2 separate regions of the Homo sapiens genome follow, and region 2 is linked to region 1. The links are chromatin loops, found by intact Hi-C in ENCODE. Cell type or tissue: CD4-positive, alpha-beta T cell. All regions are shown on one strand.

Evidence for each region. A loop is a pair of places that touch in the nucleus more often than their neighbours do. Peaks named below come from ENCODE experiments on the same cell type or tissue, not always from the same donor. Only the 100,000 strongest peaks of a DNase experiment are listed, where the experiment ranks them.
Region 2: it touches region 1 in a loop (2.7-fold over the local background); 3 of 110 quality-filtered maps call a loop at or near these places.

The regions. Positions count from the first base shown.
Region 1 is chr3:196,605,831-196,613,830 of GRCh38, reverse strand. No RefSeq gene overlaps it. Among named protein-coding and RNA genes, the nearest start is that of LINC01063, 23 kb to the left of the region's middle. In CD4-positive, alpha-beta T cell, CTCF peaks have their summits at 4,364 (motif pointing left) and 4,377 (motif pointing left); DNase peaks (open chromatin) are centred at 3,510 and 4,350; H3K4me3 peaks cover 322 bases; H3K27ac peaks cover 1,856 bases.
Region 2 is chr3:196,249,227-196,257,226 of GRCh38, reverse strand. The region is part of intron 3 of PCYT1A (phosphate cytidylyltransferase 1A, choline); the gene reads left to right. Among named protein-coding and RNA genes, the nearest start is that of PCYT1A, 34 kb to the left of the region's middle. In CD4-positive, alpha-beta T cell, CTCF peaks have their summits at 3,236 and 3,435 (motif pointing left); a DNase peak (open chromatin) is centred at 3,456.

The DNA.
Region 1 (8,000 bases):
GCCCAGGCTAGAGAACAGCGGCGTGGTCTCAGCTCACCGCAACCTCCGCCTCCTGGGTTCAAGCCATTCTCCTGCCTCAGTCTCTCAAGTAGCTGGGATTACAAGTGTGTACCACCATGCTCGGCTAATTTTTGCATTTTTAGTCAAGACAGGGTTTTACCACATTGCCCAGGCTGGTCTTGAATTCTTGACCTCGGGTGATCCGCCTGCCTCGGCCTCCCAAAGTGCTGGGATTACAGGCGTGAGCCACTGCACCTGGCCCTGATATGAATTTTTAAAAAGAGAGCACTTTAACAATGAAGCTTCCTTCTATTTATCAGCATCATCCATAAAAGAGCCCTAAGTTCCATAACAACCAGATGAAATGCGTGGTCCTGGATTGGATCCTGGTTTGAACAAAACAGCAGTAAAGGACATTTTGGAATCAACTGGGGAAATTTTGTGGATTAAGTATTAAATAATGTCGGGAGGTTATAGTTAATTTTGTTGGGTGTTATATTTTGATTTTGGCTATGCAGAACATATTCTTTTTTTTTTTTTTTTTTTTTTTTTTTTTTGAGACAAAGTCTCGCTTTGTCACCCACACTGGAGTGCAATGGTGTGATCTCGGCTCACTGCAACCTCCGCCTCCCGGGTTCAAGTGATTCTCATGTCTCAGCCTCTGGAATAGCTAGGATTGGAGTCACCCACCACCACGCCTGGCTAATTTTTGTATTTTTAGTAGAGATGGAGTTTCACCGTGTTGGCCAGGCTAGTCTTGAATTCCTGACCTCAGGTGATCCACCCACCTTGGCCTCCCAAAGTGCTGGGATTACAGACATGAGTCACCGCTCCCGGCCAATATTCTTACGTCTTAAAGATACACACTGAAGTATTTAGGAGTGGAATGTCATGACACCTTTATATATGTATTTAGATATTTCATAAAAAATTAATGAAGTGAGCTAAAAGAGAAGACACTCTTCCCACAAGGCAGTAGTCATGCAGGAGAAGAAAAGCACGTTGAAGTTGTACTAAACATCAAGTTAAAGCCACCACACATAACTCCTTGGCAAGGAAAGGGCCCACGATGGCATTGTTCTCACCTTTTCCTTCCTGCTTAGACCCCTTCCTGACTCCCTCTGGTTGAGTTTCTGAGAAACTCATGCCTCTACCAAGAGACCTCCCCGGGAGGGCTTAGCCTGGAGACTCAGGTATGGAAAGGGCTGTCCCAAGGAAAAGTGAGGCCAGTGGAAGAACACTGGAGGAGGGAGGTTTCAGATGGATAAAAGGCAAAACAGAGCTGGTTTCTTAGGGGAAGCAGTAAAATTTCCATGCCTGGAAGGGTCAAGCACAGGCTGGAAGGCTTGTTGGGAGTGACTGAGTGGGGAGGGAGGCTGGCCTTGGAGACTTCTACAGCGCCTTTCAGCCTCAGACACCAGGACCCAGAAGAAGGGTAGGTGAGGCTAGAGATGGTAAGAATGAGACAGAGAGGCGGAAAGCGAGGCCGGGGCCAGGCACTGACCGAGCTGGGACTCGAGCTGTTTCTCTCATCTCTGCCTTCCCTCCCTGGAACCTGCTTTGTGGTGCTGCTTCCTGTCTCCTACAATCTGGAGAAGTCAATTTCCTGTGGTAGCTGATTTCATTTGATAAGAAAAGGGAGGGTAGGTCAAACGAAGCCATTGCAGGGACTGTCCTTGAAAAGAAACAGAAGCTCAGTCTTGGCACGTCCTCCTCCCATCCTGACCATTCTAAAAGGAGGGAGATTTAGGAGAGAAGCCACAAGCCAAATGATCATAAGATTTGTTTTGAACTTTGCAAATACTATATTTAAAGCCAACAAAAAATAGTGACCAGCATATTTCCTAGCTCCAGGCAGAGCAGAACAATGCAGTTCAGGTCAATAGACGGGACCCTAGGGCCTGTTTGTGCTGGGTTTGGACAGGATATAAAGATGAATAGACTACCCTCAAAGCATTTTCAACCCTCAATTGCAGCCAAAAGGCTAAAAAGAAGAACTCGCTGTAAAACATCCTTAGTCCTGAATTACCTGGAAAGAATATAGAATCTCCTTGGAAACATTTAACATATATTCTTTCTGATCCTCTTAGTGTGGTTTCGATGTAGCCTTACCTGAGGGGCAAAAACAAAAACAAAAAAACACCTAAAACCAATGACCCATTGGCGTCTCATTCAGACCTAGGATTCTAGAGATACATCTCCCTATTAGTCTCTCTTGGCCCCAGGGAAAGAAAGAAGCCACCTTCCCTGACAAGGGGCTAGGAGCCAAATCCCTAGAAATAAATCCACCTGGTTCTGTGCTGTCTTTCCTCTCAATGGCCCTGGACCCCTCAAGAGTTCAATTTGAAAGACGTACAACTATTATGTATCCGTAATAATTAAAGATAAGAAATTTTTGGCCTGGCCTGGTGGCTCATGCCTGTAATCCCAGCACTTTGGGAGGCTGAGGCAAGGAGGATGGCTTGAGGCCAGGAATTCAAGACCAGCCTGGGCAACATAGAGAGACCATATCTCTAAAAATAAATTAAAATAAATTTTAAAAGATGTTTTTAAGCCAACTTGTCCCAACACCTAATCCTTTGGCTGAAATTCAAGCAACATGCCCATGAGACAAGGGCCAAAGTGCTCTTGAAAAAGAGCTAGTAATGATAAATAATGTTTTAAAAACACTCCACCATAAATGCAAACTTTTCACATTATTATCTTACTTGAGTATCTCACGTCTGTGAGGTATTTATTTTTATTATATTTTAGAGACAAGGCGCCACTCTGTCACCATACTAGAGTCTAGTGGCACGATCACAGCTCACTGCAGCCTCCACCTTCTGGGCTCAAGGGATCCTCCTGCCTCAGCCTCCCAAGTAGCTAGGATTACAGGCATGCACCACTATGCCCAGCTAATTCTTATTTTTTGTGGAGATGGGGTCTTACTTTGTTGCCCAGGCTGGTCTCAAACTCCTGGCCTCAAGCAATCCTCCAGCCTTGGCCTCCCAAAGTGTTGAGATTACAGGCATGAGCCACTGCGCCCGTCCTCTGTGAGATATTTATGAAAGGCATTATTAATACCCATTTATAGATAACAAAACTGAGGGCCGGGCGTGGTGGCTCACGCCTGTAATCCCAGCACTTTGGGAGGCCGAGGCGGGCAGATCACGAGGTCAGGAGATCGAGACCATCCTGGCTAACACGGTGAAACCCCGTCTCTACTAGAAATACAAAAAAATTAGCCGGGCATGGTGGTGGGCACCTGTAGTCCCAGCTACTCGGGAGGCTGAGGCAGGAGAATGGCATGAACCCGGGAGGTGGAGCTTGCAGTAAGCTGAGATCACGCCACTGCACTCCAGCCTGGGCAACAGAGTGAGACTCTGTCTCAGAAAAAAAAAAGAAAAGAAAACTGAGGCCCAGAGAAGGCAAGTGACTTGCCCAAAATTAACTATGTGACCTCTAACCTAGTTCAACCACGCCCAAGATGATAAACTCCCATGTACATGTTTGTCACCTTGGCCATGGTGGGACTAGGTTAGAGGTCACACAGTTACCACGCTGCCTCTACTGTGGTACACCTAGATACCGAGATAGTATAAGGGCATTGTAACAGTGGATTTCAGGGAGAAGCAGTGAGAAGGTCCTAGGATCACATTTTTGGGGATTTCTGCAAAACTACCCCTCATTACAGTGTTTTGATCCCCAGCCCCCCAGGTCCTACCCCCAGGCATTCCTTCTCCACATGCCATGCGGGTGTGGACAAAGCTATAGACCAGATTGCAGGTGGGTGTCTATGTTCTCATCCAGTCTAGCAAGTGAGTGGGGAACATAGAGATGTGTAAGAAATTGTGAGAGGCCTTTGCCTTCCGGGTGATGATAGTCTTGGAGATCAGTGTGATGCCTCTGGGGTAGGTGAGGAACTGGGGGAGCCAACCAGCTTTTCCCTTCCCTTATGCTGTGTTTCTTATTTCCAGAAATATTCTTATTACTAGAAGGTGATTATTTGGCCAGACCTATACTCCTGACCATTGGGAAAAAAATGGGAAAATGTTGGACATGAAGGAAGGGAAAGAGAAGAGTGAGAGAAACTAGAACATTTATGGCCGAAGCAGAGGATAAGAAATTAGGAAAAAGCAAAGAAAAAAAAGCCAGGTCCTCAATAGTATTGAGTGCATCTTCCTCCTTCCAAAATAAACGGCTGCCAGCTTTAGAGAAAACATATTTGTGGCTCAACTCACCACAGGTGCGGGTTTGACTCTGAAGTGGGACTGAGGAACTAGTTTACTTTTTCCATTCCATGTGTTTCCTCATGCAAGCTCCTCCCCACAGGGCACCCCTTGGCACCCCACCCTCCCCTGGGCACCTGACATGTGCCGCTGCTGCCCCCTGCTGGGAGAACACTGTTGGATCCCGGGGAGAGGGACTCCTTTCAGAGTGGCCACATCAGGGGCAGGAGAGGAGGGGACTTTGAAGGGTAAGTGATAAAACAGAGCATTTAAATATAGCCAGACACTAAAATCTTTTCACAAAATGTCTGAAACGTCTGGCTTATAATCAGCATACAGGCCTGTGAAAAGGGGTCAAGGAAGTATAAGGTGGTTGGGTACCCACCTGAGATGGAAGCCTTTTAATGAGGCCTAGACTACCCATCTCCTCCCTTTGGTATATCTGAAGCATTTTAGCCTTCTTAAAGCACAATGTTTATTAAGTGGTAAAAAAATTATTCAAAGACTACATGGCTAAGATAATAAGCTTCATACTCTTCGACAACTGTTTTCTTCCCTTTTATTCCAAAGTCCACAAACTGACCCCAACTTACCTCTTTATTTCTGTCTCCCACTATTCTTCCTTGCACAGGCTGTGACCTATGTTGTCTTCTACCAACTCCCCCTGCACACACACTTATAGCTCTATAAATAACACACATTATAACAAAGTTATGAAACAAGAACTAACAAAAATGAAACAAGAACAGGTAAATATTTTTAAAGCCAATAACCTCATCATTGTATTTTTTATTCTTTGAATTCTGTGCTGTGTGCCTATGTTTCATATTCAAAAATAGTAAATTCATTAGTTTATTTTTAAATGAGAAAAAAATGGGTTAGAAATCTTACGAACATGACATATGTTTAATGACTTTTAAAATCTAATAGAATAAACTCCATACTGAGCACAAAGAGAAAATTTGTGAATTAACACAAGACAGAGCAGTAAACACGATAAAGACATTTTTTCAAGTAAAAAATATGTGACATCAGCTAGGCAATCGAGACAATACATTGGGTCTCTAATATATCCCCTTTTAAAAGCCTCAGAAGAAAATAACAGTAAAGGAGAAATGATTGAACAGATTATAGTTCATGTGAATATCCACATGTAAGAGAATGAAGTTGAATTCCTACCTCACACCATAAACAAAAAAATAATTCTAAATTCTCATAGACCTAAATGTGAGAGATCAAACTGTAAAACCCTTTGAAGAAAACAAAGGAGTAAATCTTTGTGACTTTGAACTAGACAATGGTTTCTTAGATATGAAACCAAAAGCCCAAGTGACAAAAGAAGTAAATAAATTGGACTTCAACTCAACAATAAAAAGACAAATTACGCATTTTTTATTTTAGTTTATTTTATTTTTTATTTTTGAGACAGAGTCTCAATCTGTCACCCAGGCTGGAGTGCAGTGGTGCAATCTCAGTTCACTGCAACCTCTGCCTCCCAGGCTCAAGCAATTCTTGTGCCTCAGCCTCCCAAGTAACTGGGATTACAAGTGTGTACCACCATGCCCAGCTAATTTTTTAAATATTTTTAGTAGAGACGGGGTTTCATCATGTTGCTCGGGCTGGTCTTGAACTCCTGAGCTCAGGCAATCTGCTCACCTCGACTTCCCAAAGTGCTAGGATTACAGGCATGAGCCACTCCACCCGGCCAAATTACTCATTTTTTAAATGGGCAAAGGATCTGTACACAAACAACTTAGATGCCTGTGAGGAAAGCATGCTTAGTTCCTACTCCTAAGATTTCCATTCATTTCAAGGACCTCTATTGGTGTGATAGTCTCAGTCTCTCTGCCTCTTTACTCATTCTGCTCCTTGGAGGACAGAGTGATGTTAAATAGTAAATTTAGGAAGAATAATCTGGATATGTTAGTTCTGCTTTTCTTTTTGGGGAGCAAACTGCTGGCGGTGTTTTATATATATATATATATGTTTATCAAATTGTTTGTATATTTGTTGCCTTGATCTACTAAACACTCAGCTAACAGACCTAAAGCTACGTCCTCTAACCTGGTCGCTACCAGCAATAAAGATAATATTTTGGCCTCTACAGGGGCCAAACCCAAGCAGAGAACCCTATCTTTTTATTGGATCTTCAAAGACAATATTGAATGACATAAAAGATGATGAAGATATGCTACAGTCATGGATGAGAATGCATTTCATCATAAAGATACCAATTCTTCCCAAGTCTATTGATTCAACATGCATATTGATTTATATTTTCAATTTTCAATAAAAATCCCAACAGAACTTCCAGGTGACTTCACAAGGTACGTTCTAAAATCTATATAGAAGAGTAAAGGGCCAAGAATAACCAAAACAATTTTTTAAAACCAAAAGTTTGAGGGAATTGCTCTTTCAAAATGAAGACTGGGGCTGGGCACCCTGGCTTATGCTTGTAATCCCAGCACTTTGGGAGGCCAAGGCAGGCGGATTGCGTGAGCCCAGGAGTTCAAGACCACCCTGGGCAATGTGGTGAAACCCTGTCTGTACAAAAAAATGCAAAAAAATTAGCCAGCATAGTGGTGTGTGCATGTAGTCCCAGCTACTTGGGAGGCTGAGGTGGGAGGATCACTTGAGCCAAGGAGTTCAAGATCAGGAGTTGGGCCCAGGAGACAGAGGCTGCGGTGAGCCGTGATCACAGGGCTCATGCCTGTAATCCCAGCCTACGATCCCAGGAAGATCACTTGAGATCTGGAATACGAGCTCAGCCTTGGCAACATAGTGAGACTCCAGCCCTAGAAAAAAGCTTATTTAAAACATTATAAAAGATCTATAAAAAGGATTGACCAGGTGTCATGGTGCACACCTGAAGTCCCAGCTACTAGGGAGGCTGAGATGGGAGGATTTCTTGAGCCCAAGAGTTCAAGGGTACAGTGAGCTATGGCCATGCCACTGTACCACAGCCTGGGTGACAGACCAAGACCGTGACTCTAAAACAAAACAAAAACCCTAAGATTGATTATAAAGTGAGAACAACTAAGAGTGTATAGTACTAGCCTATGTGTAGACAAAGAGGCCAAAAGAATCAGACAGTCCAGGAGCTGGCCCATGTATATGTACATATGGAAACTTGATATGTGACAGAGGAGGCACTGTAAATCAATGGAAGCATAAGCTATTCAATAAATAGGAGCAGGATACAATATTAACAGTATGTATTTAATAATGAAATTTCTACTTTCTCCATAACAAAAATAAATTCTAGATAGATTAAAAACCTATATTAAAAATGTTTTAAAGACTATTTCTCCTTTTGTTTTACAGATATGGACAGAAGCCTCAAAATACCTTTTATGCCTTTCATGGCCCATGATGCAAACTTGTCACGATGTTGTCAACTAATACAAGCCCTGGGTCGGAAAGCCTGTTTAATAAATCGCCAGGGCCAGAGGTGTAATGCAGAGGGATAAACAAGTTTGTTAAGTGGATGACCCTTGTGAGTCTTTTTTCAGGTAACCTAGCAATAAGCTGGCTCTTCAGGGAGGGCCACAAACCCCCTCATGTATAAACTGTCTGGATTATTGGGTTGTTTCTAACATTATTTCTTAGGCCAGAAAGGCTGAAACCTGAATTGCAAAGACACCTTGGTCAGATGATCTCTGATTCCTCCATAATTCTTTTTTTTTTTTTTGGAGACAGAGTCTTGCTCTGTTGCCCAGGCTGGAGTGCATTGGTGTGATCTCGGCTCACTGCGAGCTCTGCCTCCCAGGTACAAGCAGTTCTCCTGCC
Region 2 (8,000 bases), 360 kb after region 1:
TGACACATAAATTACTAATATATATTCGAGATGCTTTTCTTATGTGGGGCAATTGGTTTTAGAGATCATTATAAAAAGAAACTTCCAAGAGCATTTGTTATGAATACAAAGTCCTATAGGCAAATATTCTTTCTTCTCTGTAAATTCCCCAATTCTCCCTTTTTTTCCAATCCTTTTTCACTTCTTCTGATTACTAAGTGTTCTCTCTACCCTGTAAATATAGGACTGAACTAAGACTCAGACAGACACCAGGGAATAAGAGGGATTTATAGCCACAAATCTGTGCATTTGCAGCATATACAGTATATTTGTGGTTACTTCTTAATTGTGTTGGTATGTTTGCTCTCTGTAGTAACTGAAGAACAGTGAAATACAAATAGAAGTGGGCCAGGAGTGGTGGCTCACACCTGTAATCCCAGCACTTTGGACACCAAGGCGGGCAGATCATCACTTGATGTCAGGAGTTCGAGACCAGCCTGGTTAACATGGTGAAACCCCTTCTCTACTAAAAATACAAAAGTTAGCTGGGCGTGGTGGTGGGCACCTGTAGTCCCAGCTACTCGGGAGGCTAAGGCACGAGAATTATGTGAACCTGGGAGGCAGAGATTGCAGTGAGCTGAGATCATGCCACTGTACTCCAGCCTGGGTGACAGAGCGAGACCCTGTCTCAAAACAAACAAACAAAAAACAAATAGAAGTGATGTACAGTGTCATACTGGGAAATTTTTTTTTCTTTTGAGGCAGAGTCTCACTCTGTTGCCCAGGCTGGCATGCAGTGGCACAATCTTGGCTCAGTGCAACCTCCTCCTCCCGGGTTCAAGCAATTCTTCTGCCCCAGCCTCCCGAGTAGCTGGGATTACAGGTGTGCACCACCACGCCTGGCTAATTTTTGTATTTTTAGTAGAGACGGGGTTTCACCATGTTGGCCAGGCTGGCCTCGAACTCCTGACCTCGTGATCCACCCACCTCAGCCTCCCAAAGTGCTGGGATTGCAGGCGTGAGCCACCGCGCCGGCCAATGCCGGGAATTTTAACACCTATCCTTTGGCCTTATCTTGGGTATATGTATTGTGGGTTTGGGGTCCTCAACAAAAAAGAGGCTAATTCCAGAGAATCCTTTCCTTTTGAAAAAATGTGTAGATATAGTTCATATTGATCACAACCTTCTGATTCATGATAAGATTTTTGAGTTTGGCTTCCCTTATTTGGGTAATAGGTAGGCTCCTGGAGGCAGGGTAAAATGACAAAGAAAACCAGAGACTATGGATTGTGTAATGGTAGCCAGGTCTAACTTCAAAACGCCAGAAGATAGTTCAGGGTTCACATTCAGATGTGATAGTAGAGGCTATTGAAAGCAAGAACTTTTTACATACTCTCTAATGACACACATTTACAATCAGCTATTCATTTAGATTTGATCTGATGGGTTGCATTATCCAGTTTGTTGCTAATTTGTCTATATATCATTTGTGGTACATAAAATTTGAAAATATGTGTACTGTTTCCAAGTTGATCTTTTGTTTTGTTTTGTTTTTGAGACAGAGTCTCGCTTGTCAACCAGGCTGGAGTGCGGTGGTGTGATCTCAGCTCACTGCAACATTTCCCTTCTGGGTTCAAGCAGTTCTCAAATCTCAGCCTCCCAAGTAGCTGGGATTACAGGAGTGAGCCACCGTGCCGGGCCTGTTTCCAAGTTTTAAAGCTTATAATTAACAAGTCCTGACTGGTATAATTGTTTTTAATTTTAGAATTATAGGATTTTACAAATAAGTCATTTTCAAGATTATCTACTTTATAGTTTCTTCATTAAGTACATAAAGCAATTAAGGTCCATAGTAACCAAGAAGCGAAGGCTTCCCCTACAGTAAAACGGATGATTAGTGGAATAGAATTGCAGCTCAAACCTCACCCGGGAATGGTGCTACTCATTGTAAGCATTAGAATAGAAGGCCTTCAGCAAAATAATTGTATTTTTGGTGGAACAAACAGCCACAAATTAGCCTATAAATTTGCCAGCTTAATTTGAACTCTGGTTTTTCTCTTAGATCTCATTTTGTCTGACTGTTTTATGTTAAATCACCAAGTAGGTAACTGCATTCATGCCAGTGCAGGACAAGGAATAAAGCAATAAAGAATGCACCTGCTCTAGTGAAGTTTCAACACCTCCCTCCTGCTCCCCAGGTTTTTACGAGGGAGGTTGTATAATCTAGGAGAAGATTCTCTACTTAGAGAAAAACAAATATGATTTGAGAGACAAGAAGGTCAGCTCTAGGAATCTTTTGGGAGATGAAAAAAATCAGCAATATGTTTAACTCAGAGAAAGGAAGGAAAAGGGAGAGTGTGAAGGGCAATGGAAATGTTAGGAACAGAATGTTTCGGTGGTAGGTATTTGGGAGAGTAAATCTATCAAAAGAGATCATTAACTGAAACCCAGGTTTCTTCTGCCTAAAGGAGGACATATGGTTACTTAGTCACCAGTGGTGCAGCGTATAATTCATAACCCACATAAACCATATAATTTATCATCCAAATCAGGACGGTTTTGAGCATGAAAGGGAGTTGCTGTTAATAATATACAGAGGTTGAGTGTGGTGGCTCATGCCTATAATCCCAGCACTTTGGGAGGCCAAGGCAGAAGGATTGCTTGAGGCTAGGAATTCAAGGCCAGCCTGGGCAATACAGTGAGATCCCATCTCTACAAAAATTTTAATAATTAGCCAGGTGTGGTGGTGTGCATCTATAGTCCCAGCCACTCAGGAGGCTGAGGTGAGAGGATTGTTTGAGCCCAGGAGGTCTAGACCACGGCAAGTCATGATTGCACCACTGCACTTCAGCCTGGGTGACAGAGACCCTATCTTAAAAAATAAATAAATACATAAATAAAAATTAAAAAAATATATATATAGGCCAGGTACAGTGACTCACACCTGTAATCCCAGCACTTTGGAAAGCTGAGGTGGGTGGATCATAAGGTCAGGAGATCGAGACCATCCTGGCTAACATGGTGAAACCCCGTCTCTACTAAAAATATAAAAAATTAGCCAGGCGTGGTGGCACACACCTGTAATCCCAGCTATTCAGGAGGCTGAGACAGGAGAATCACTTGAGCCTGGGAGGCAGAGGTTGCAGTGAGCCTAGGTCACGTCACTGCACTCTAGCCTGGGCGACAGAGTGAGACTCCGTCTCAAAAAAAAAAAATCTATCTATCTATCTATATAACATATATACATATGTAATATATGCATAATATATAAATGATATTAAATATGTATTATATAGTACATTATATAATAGAAACAGGAAAAATTATATTAAAAGTATATAATTTATATAAATATGATTATATATACTATAACATACATTAAATCAGGGGTGTGTTTATCCTGGCCAATAGCCACTTGGTAAAAGAATGGCTAACGCTAGCTTTCTTCCCAGACTAGTTCAACAGTGACCCCTTCTGGCCGTTTGGTTAATATATCAGCCTGGGTTTGCCAAAGACTTGGGATGGAATGGTGGCCAGTTGAGATGTTGGTAGGCTGGGGAAGCACTGGAGAGAGCAAGAGGCGCATCTGGGATTGGTCTGAGAAAAGGTTCAGTGATCTACTTGGCCTAACATAGGATGATTAGCTGTGCTGCAAGCAGCCACTTGATCAACAGCATTCTGTGCTATTGCCACCATCCAGGCAATGTGTTTCTTGAGCAAAATTTCCCTGCTGTATGCTGTCTAGTAGCAAAGAAACAACAAAGTAGTCTTCATTTGTATATTCTATCCCTTGTGTTTCAGGATCGAATAGTGTGAGATCATAGCCCCTCTGGACTTGTTTAGGGAAAATGGAACTATGTTAGTTACTTCATGGACGTGACTTCTGGGATACTTCAATTTTTTTTTTTTTTGAGACAGAGTCTTGCTCTGTCTCGCAGGCTGGAGTGCAGTGGCGCGATCTCAGCTCACTGCAACCTCTGCCTCCTGGGTTCAAGAGATTCTCCTGCCTCAGCCTCCCGAGTAGCTGGGATTACAGGCGCCCACCACCATACCCAGCTAATTTTTGTATTTTTAGTAGACACAGGGTTTCACCATGTTGGCCAGGCTGGCCTCAACTGCTGACCTCAGGTGATCCACCTGCCTTGGCCTCCCAAAGTGCTGGGATTACAGGCGTGAGCCACTGTGCCCGGCCCAAAAATCTTTTTAATGTATTATTTTTTAATAGGCATAGAGCCAATGCAGTGATTTCTGGGACATAGAAGGGGGATTATATGCTCAAATTTTGTTTTATTTTGCTTTGTCTTATTAAAAATTATCTTTTTAAAAATATTTTTTTCTTCTTTTTTTTTAGTTGACACATGCTGGCAGTAAAAAATAATTTTAATAGAGATAGGGTTTCACTGTGTTGCCCAGGCTGGTCTCAGACTCCTGGGCTCAAGCAGTCCTCCTACCTTGGTCTCCCAAGGTGCTGGAATTACAGGTGTGAGCTACTGTACCCAGCCTGCTTTCTCTCATAGATGAGAAAACTGAGGCATAAGGAAGTTAAGGTTACAGAGGAAGAAAGCTGGTTGGAAAGCTTGGTCAAAGCTTGAGCTATGACCTTTCTGACTCTTAAATCCATTAATTAATTCTTAGTTTTTCATTGGATTGGTATATTTAATTTAAAATTTTTATTTCCTGTATTATAAAATCAATACAACCAGCCTGGGCTGGGCATGGTGGCTCACGCCCGTAATCCCAGAACTTCGGGAGGCCAAGGCGGGCAGATCACTTGAGGTCAGGAAATTGAGACCAGCCTGGCCAACATGGGATACGAATATAAAAATACAAAAATTATCCCGGCTTGGTGGCTTTCGCCTGTAATCCCAGTGACTTGGGAGGCTGAGGCAGGATAGTCACTTGAACCCAGGAGGCAGAGGTTGCAGTGAGCCTAGATCATGTCACCACACTCCAGCCTGGGCAACAGAGCAAGACTCCATCTCAAATAAATAAATAAATAAAAATACAACTAGCTTGGGCAACATGTGAAACCCCATCTGTACAAAAAATACAAAAATCAGCTGAGCGTAGTGGTGTGCGCTGTAGCCAGTGGGGCGTGGCGGTGTGCACTGTAGCCAGTGGGGCGTGGCGGGGTGCGCTGTAGTCTGCGGGGCGTGGCGGGGTGCGCTGTAGTCAGCGGGGCGTGGTGGTGTGCGCTGTAGTCCCAGCTTCTCGGGAGGCTGAGGCGGGAGGATCATTTGAGCCTGGGAGGTGGAGGTTTCAGTGATCTGAGACCATGCCACTGCACTCCAGCCAGGGTGACAGAGCCAGACCCTGTCTCAAAAAATCAAATCAAGTGAAATCAATACATTCCCACAGTTTAATATCCATAAAATACAAAAAGGGCATAAAGTAAAATGTCTCCCTCTCAAGACCTGTCTCACAGCCACCTGGTATCCCTATAACAGGCCACCAATATTACCCATTTCTGTGAATATCTAAGTAAATTGTTTATATATCCTCCCACCTTTTAGTGGGTGTATTATGCTATATTCAATCTTCCGTTGAAATGTAGGTCGTTTCCTGACTGTTGCTATTATAAACAGTACTGCAATGAATAACATCTATATTTACTGTGAGATAATTCCCAGAATTAGAAAAGCTGGGCCACAGCTATAAGCATTTGTCGTTTGTCTTTTGATAGATACGACCTAATTGCCCTTCTTGAAAGTTGCTGATACTCCTTTCAGCAGTGTATGATTTCTTGGTTTAAAATCTACTTATTTATGAGTAAAGCTTTTTGAAAACAAAAATTCATAAACCTCCTGAGAACTACTTTCCTTCTCCTTCATTCATTGCCCTGAAGACAGGAAGGAGATGTATCTGATCCTCAACCTCAGCATGGTGTATCTGATCCTCAGCCTCAGCATAGTGTATCTGGTCCTCAGCCTCAGCATAGTGTATCTGATCCTCAACCTCAGCATGGTGTATCTGGTCCTCAACCTCAGCATGGTGTATCTGGTCCTCAGCCTCAGCATGGTGTATCTGGTCCTCAGCCTCAGCATGGTGTATCTGGTCCTCAGCCTCAGCATGGTGTATGTGATCCTCAGCCTCAGCATGGTGTATCTGGTCCTCAGCCTCAGCATGGTGTATCTGATCCTCAGCCTCAGCATGGTGTATCTGGTCCTCAGCCTCAGCATGGTGTATCTGGTCCTCAGCCTCAGCATGGTGTATCTGGTCCTCAGCCTCAGCATGGTGTATCTGGTCCTCAGCCTCAGCATAGGGTATCTGGTCCTCAACCTCAGCATAGTGTATCTGATCCTCAGCATAGTGTATCTGGTCCTCAGCCTCAGCATGGTGTATCTGGTCCTCAGCCTCAGCATAGTGTATCTGATCCTCAACCTCAGCATGGTGTATCTGATCCTCAGCATAGTGTATCTGGTCCTCAACCTCAGCATAGTGTATCTGATCCTCAGCATAGTGTATCTGGTCCTCAACCTCGGCATAATATATCTGATCCTCAGCCTCAGCATAGTGTATCTGATCCTCAGCCTCAGCATAGTGTATCTGATCCTCAACCTCAGCATGGTGTATCTGATCCTCAACCTCAACATAGTGTATCTGATCCTCAGCCTCAGCATAGTGTATCTGGTCCTCAGCATAGTGTATCTGATCCTCAGCCTCAGCATAGTGTATCTGGTCCTCAACCTCAGCATAGTGTATCTGATCCTCAGCCTCAGCATAGTGTATCTGGTCCTCAGCATAGTGTATCTGGTCCTCAGCCTCAGCATAGTGTATCTGATCCTCAGCCTCAGCATAGTGTATCTGATCCTCAGCATAGTGTATCTGATCCTCAGCCTCAGCATAGTGTATCTGGTCCTCAGCCTCAGCATAGTGTATCTGATCCTCAGCCTCAGCATAGTGTATCTGATCCTCAGCATAGTGTATCTGATCCTCAGCCTCAGCATAGTGTATCTGGTCCTCGCCTCGGCATGGTGTATCTGGTCCTCAGCCTCGGCATGGTGTACCTGGTCCTCAGCCTCGGCATGGTGTACCTGGTCCTCTGCCTCGGCATGGTGTACCTGGTCCTCAGCCTCGGCATGGTGTACCTGGTCCTCAGCCTCGGCATGGTGTACCTGGTCCTCAGCCTCGGCATGGTGTACCTGGTCCTCAGCCTCGGCATGGTGTATCTGGTCCTCAGCCTCGGCATGGTGTATCTGGTCCTCAGCCTCGGCATGGTGTATCTGGTCCTCAGCCTCGGCATGGTGTACCTGATCCTCAGCATAGTGTATGTGGTACTCAACCTCAGCATGGTGTATCTGGTCCTCAGCCTCAGTATAGTGTATCTGGTCCTCAGCCTCAGCATAGTGTATCTGGTCCTCAGCCTCAGCATAGTGTATCTGGTCCTCAGCCTCAGCATAGTGTATCTGGTCCTCAGCCTCAGCATAGTGTATCTGGTCCTCAGCCTCGGCATGGTGTATCTGATCCTCAACCTCAGCATAGTGTATCTGATGACACTTTGACCTATCTTTCCCAAATGATGTAAATGCTCCTGTCAGTTTCTGCTGCAGTAAAATAGCTCTTCCTTTATTCACAGAAAGGGAATAAGTTACATGGACTCCTTAGATTTATTATTTAAAGCATGATGGACCATTATGCTGATTCTGTTTTTAATGTTTATTTCACTTTGGAATTAGTCTTGTTCCCCGGGAAATCATTTCCTGGCTTCTAAGTTGACAGTTCTCTGTTATTTGTTGTGCCTGAAAAGTTTGGTACAACCAGGCTAACAGAGGCAGTTAGTGCAGATGATGATGTCAAAAATCTCTTTATAGGCTGAGCATGGTGGCTCACACCTGGAATCCCAGCATTTTGGGAGGCCAAGGTGGGATTGCTTGAGTCCAGGAGTTCGAGACCAGCCTGGGCAACATGGTCTCTACAAAAAAAAAAAAAAAAAATTAGCTGGGCATGGTGGTGTCCATCTGTGGTCCCATCTACTTGGGAGGCTGAGATGGGAGGATCACTTGAGCCCAGGAGGTCAAGGC